2 separate regions of the Mus musculus genome follow, and region 2 is linked to region 1. The links are chromatin loops, found by intact Hi-C in ENCODE. Cell type or tissue: left cerebral cortex. All regions are shown on one strand. Region 1 has its middle 94 kb from the start of Gm34177. Region 2 overlaps Dusp10 (dual specificity phosphatase 10).

Region 1 (2,500 bases):
AGTCAAAGGCCTTTGCAACCGTGCAGTGTAGGTGCTCTGACTGAGCTGGTGCAGCAGCCAACCGCGATGTCAGTAAAGGGCTTGCTTGCCTTATAAGCATGAGGATTAAGTTCAACCCCTCAGAGCCCATATAAAAAGCCAGGCATGGTGGTGTCTGCCTGCGATGTCTGCTGGAGAGGAGACAGGCAGAGTCCTGGGGATTGAGGAGATAGAGACAGGCAGACCCTGGGGTTTGGGAAGGTGGAAGCAGGCAGAACCACAGGTTTCCAGCACCAGCCAACCTTACCTCCCTGATAAGTTCCAGGCCAGTGAGATGTCTCAAAACCAGGTGTATGACATCAGAGGAATGACAGTGAGATCTGACCTCTCCAGACCCACACTCACACTGTTGTCTTAGCTTAAAGACCTGAACAGTAACGGAAGTGACTGTGAGCCTTCCAAACCCAAGCCTTAACAGTCACTAAAATCTGCATTGTCCCCTCAGCAACATCTATAATGACCATTGGCTCCCTCCTGCTGCTCAGATTTGTCTCTAACAGGATGACACGTGCATTTCCTTAACAACGTGCTTCTCTTAGTTCTTGTATTTGCTGTGTGTCTGCGGAGAAATCGCTCGCGTCTCTGGGCTTCAGTTCTTTGAACACACTGGGAGTATATATCTAGCCTATTTGATTGGCATGATTATTTTGAGGATCTGATGGTGTGTTCTAGACCAAACAACACACGTTTTCTTCCATATGTGGGTTCTTCGTGTGGCAGGCACATAGAACCATATATGTACTGATGATGTGAAAGTGGAGGTGAAAGTCTTTGGGGAGCAGAGAGGGGTTCACAGGAGTGAGAAGGCAAGAAACACTGCAGGCAGCAGGTGTTGAATTGTCCCAGAGGTCCAGTTTCCTCATCTATGTGACTCCAGGGCTGGCTGCAGACATGCTGACCTCCCCCATCTCTGTCGGCACAGGGCACATGTCGGCCTACCCCTCCTTGTTCACTTCTGTGCATCCCTCTGACCATGGATTCTGACAGGACTGTATCTGGGTATCCATCCTTTTCCATTTCTCCTGTTGAACCAGGAAGTAGATTCTCCCCAGCTGGAAAGCGCTTCCTTTCTCTTTTCAGGAAGTGGCCTGAACTCAATCTCTTCACCCCTTTCACTCTCATGGCTAATTCTAGAAGGATCCTGAATGTGCGCACCTCCGTGGGGTAAAGGCGGTCCATAAGGACGCCCTTTAACTCCTCTGACTACCAGATTGTGGGCTCACTGGGGCCCCTGGCCTGCCTGACGGGTCCTTTCAACCTTCCTCCGAGGGCCAGTCTGTGACTGCACAGAAGAGGGCGCTCTTGTGCAGAGCCGGGACTGGCTTGCCGGGAGGAGTTTCCCGGTTCCTGTTAAGCCTGTGACCTCTGCTGAGGATATTAGATAAAAGGGATCATCACCACTGCCTGCATGTTCTGCAAAATGCAGACAAAACCCGCCAAACTGATAAAATGTTAGGGAACGCCTGGCGAGGCGGAAGGCTGCTCTCCCATCTTCCTGTCCTCCAATGGTCTGAGAGGATGCGGCCAGCTTTTATCAGCTTCCTCCCCTTCCAGCACGCTCACCTCTGTGAAAACCATCAAAGAATGGGGATAAAAACAGTCGTGTGTTTGTTCCAGAGTCTGAGGACTGCTCTCGCTGTTTTGGAAATTACTTACCAGGAACTCATTTTGTCAAACAGACATTTACTGAAAGCCGGGTGTTCAGCTTTTTGACACTTTCAGGAGCAGGCTTCAAGCTCCTTCCTTGCCTGGGCTCTGCTTCCCTCTCTAGTCTAGTTTCCCGATAATTGCCTGTGCGCTGGTTCTTCCCGCCTCCGGCTTTATTGTCACATTCCCATTTTGCTAGAATTATTTTTCTGGCTCCTTTTTTTATTATAATCTTCAGAGCTCAGCATAAATGTCATGTTCTCAAAGATTTTCCCGGGTGTATGCAGTATTCAGAGTTCCACGGATAGGGAAAACAAGAGGAAATGGACAGAGGGATGGAAGATAGACTGATAGACTTATATGATATTGGCATACATTCAAGATATATATGCTATATACAGATAAATTAGTATTGACATGTTCAAGATACATTGAGTGTATGTTCCAGGAATAATATGAAAATACACACACGGTAAAGAGATAGGTTATTTATTTGTGTCTCTTTCTCTCCATAAATGTGTGTGTGTGTGTGTGTGTGTGTGTGTGTGTGTGTGTGTGTGTTGTACTTACAGAGGCTAAATCCTAATGTACACAGGAGGCAAACTGGAAACCCTGGAGAACCGACGGTGTGCTTCTGGCCCAGCTGTTATTGTCTATTCTCATCAATATTCAGAGACTGATTTCCCAGCTGATTTCAAAGAGGCCGAGGGAAAGGGAAAAGGGGAGGGAGAGAGAGAGGAGAGGGAGAGGTAGGGAGGAGGGAGAGGGAGGGGGAGAGACAGACAGGGAGACAGAGACGGGGGGTGAGAAACAG
Region 2 (2,500 bases), 160 kb after region 1:
GGTCATCTCTCATTTGTTGCCCACACAGTCCCGTCTCAATTGACACTAGCTCACATGACACTTTTTAGGGACATTCACACTATAGTAACAATAGTCCAAGCTGCAAAAGATGTACTCTTCCAGTGTTTTTCCCAGTCAGTAGAAATCAGTGATGGCTGCAGCCTAAGAATGTTTCCTCTATTATTTTGCATACACGTTCTTGTCAGCTTCCGTCCTCGCTCTCCACTCCATCTACCTTGGTCCAAATGTCACCAGCAGGAGCTCATCTGTGAACTAAGCTGTCTAGACTCATTGACACTGGAAAAGCAACTATCAGCTATTGAAATAAATGTGGACAATCTGGAGTTGTTGTTCTGTTCAGACCAAGGCAGTGACGCCTACTCTACTGGGCATTAGATAGACTCTGGATTCATTCCACCAGCTCACTGCATTCCTTCAGCACAGGCCCTGGGGATGACTCTTGAGGTGGATAGACTGTGCATTCTCAGAAGACACAGTCACTTCCCAACCCCATCCTGAAGGTTGCAGGCAGCTAGTGAGAGGCTCAGAATGCTGGGGACTCTGCTTTCCAGAGCCTTGGCTCTGCTGATCCAGTGGGTTCATGAAGTGATTAACATTCCTCAAGAAGAAACGAAGGTGAAGTGACTCAGAGCAGATTAGGAGAAAAGACTGGAGTCCCTCTCAGAATTCTTGGTATGCTGGTTGGCAGGATTCCTGTTGCCCCAAGGCAGACCTTCTCCTCTAAGCTCATAAACTTCCAAACACACAAATCATGTCCATGTAGCTATTGAGTCCTTCCCTTCGTTTGCAGAAGACATGATAAAAAAGCAAAGAGAAAGAAGAGGAGGGAGGGGAGAGAGAGAGAGAGAATTTTATACCCCACCAGGACTCCAACTTTTAGACTTAGAAAATGACAAGCCTGCCAGGCATCCCAAGTCACTGTGTATCAGACTCTTTCAGTTTGCTCTAGTTGACAGAAACAAAACAAAACAAAAAGACTGTTGACAGTACGGAAATGCCAAAAAAAGAGATTTACTTTTTGACTACTTCATATTCTATATCAGACTAACGTAATTCCAGCTAGCTCTCAGTTCCTATTATGTTCAATTTCCACTTTTCTAATGAAAGAAAAATTTAAATGACTCTTGGCAGGCAAGCTATTTGAATAAAGAAATCAATGTCAAAATATTTCTGGTGTAACATTTGTAAGCAAATGTTCACAAAAATATTTATGTCAAATGTAGTCACTGGGAGCCAGACATGCCAGAATTCTTCAGCGCTTACTCGCACCAGGCAAACTTTGGGGCACTACAAATCTTCCCAGTGGCTAAGTCCCTCTAGATACATATTCTCTAATAAAACGTACAAAACCGTAGGATTATATATCCTTCCCACACCACTTCCAACTGTCTGTGGGCTGAATAGCCAGCACTGTCAAAGTCCGTGTGCACACAGAGCTGATTTCTACTGACTGGGAAAAACACTGGAAGAGTACATCTTTTGCAGCTTGTACTATTGTTACTATAGGGTGAATGTCCCTAAAAAGTGTCATGTGAGCTAGTGTCAATTGAGACGGGACTGTGAAAACCATACAAGGCAGATTGTCACTGATATTTACATGTAGTTACCAGGGAGACAACTGTATATTCTAAATCCTCGGCTTGGCTGTGATTTGGTTATCAGGTCTGGCGGAAGCTGCTCAATCATGAGTCTGCTGTCTCATAGAAAGAGGATGGGGAGGAAGCAGAGGACCGCATCAGTGCTGGGATCCTTAGCCTCCCTCCGTGAGCGGTCCCTCCCGCTTTACACTCTCATCCCCATCTCTTTATACAAACCCGTGCTGAGAGGTATGAGCCTAACCAGAGAAGACAGGCACGTACAAAGAATGACACATCCCCAAACGAGGTTCATTTATATAATGAAAATAAATTCTTACACCATCAACAAAAACACACCAAGGATATTTTTTTTTTGCGAAAAATATTTTTTAAATAAATTTTTGTTTTTTTTTTTGTTTTGTTTTTTTACATTCTGATATACATATGTAACAAGGTGTATGGCACTGTAACCAGAATCAAATCAAAAGAAAGACAAATAAAAGGGGATGAGGAAGAAAGGGGGGGGGGAGAAGGAGAAAGGAGGGAGGGGAAGCCACTGGTACTGTTGAATGCCTGTCTCCAACGCCACTCCTCACTCAGCTGCCAGCTCTCCCTCAGCTGCACACTCCAAACACCATTTTTATTGCACGAGTGCCAGCAAAGGCACATGGTAGAATGGTCAGTTTCCTTCTGCCAAACAAACAAACAAACAAACAAACAAAAAGTTCTCTCAGACCCACAGAAGGGGAAAAGATATCCGGAGCATAGAACACACAAAACCGACACTAGCCTGTCTCCCCAGAGAAGGTGTGAGGCGAGCCGAGTCCACTGAGCTTGCCGGCCCTTTCTTCACACCAGTGAGCACAACTGGGCACGGTTTGGCAGGGTTTGCTTTTGACATG

Evidence for each region. A loop is a pair of places that touch in the nucleus more often than their neighbours do. Peaks named below come from ENCODE experiments on the same cell type or tissue, not always from the same donor. Only the 100,000 strongest peaks of a DNase experiment are listed, where the experiment ranks them.
Region 2: it touches region 1 in a loop (2.8-fold over the local background); 3 of 42 quality-filtered maps call a loop at or near these places.

Annotation. Positions count from the first base shown.
Region 1 is chr1:184,234,630-184,237,129 of GRCm38, reverse strand. No RefSeq gene overlaps it. Among named protein-coding and RNA genes, the nearest start is that of Gm34177, 94 kb to the left of the region's middle. In left cerebral cortex, a CTCF peak has its summit at 1,324 (motif pointing right); a DNase peak (open chromatin) is centred at 1,351; H3K4me3 peaks cover 316 bases.
Region 2 is chr1:184,075,024-184,077,523 of GRCm38, reverse strand. It overlaps Dusp10 (dual specificity phosphatase 10), which reads right to left. Exons shown (of 4, transcript NM_022019.6): 4 at 1,888-2,500. Among named protein-coding and RNA genes, the nearest start is that of Dusp10, 42 kb to the right of the region's middle. In left cerebral cortex, no CTCF peak of the experiment used is centred here; a DNase peak (open chromatin) is centred at 1,442.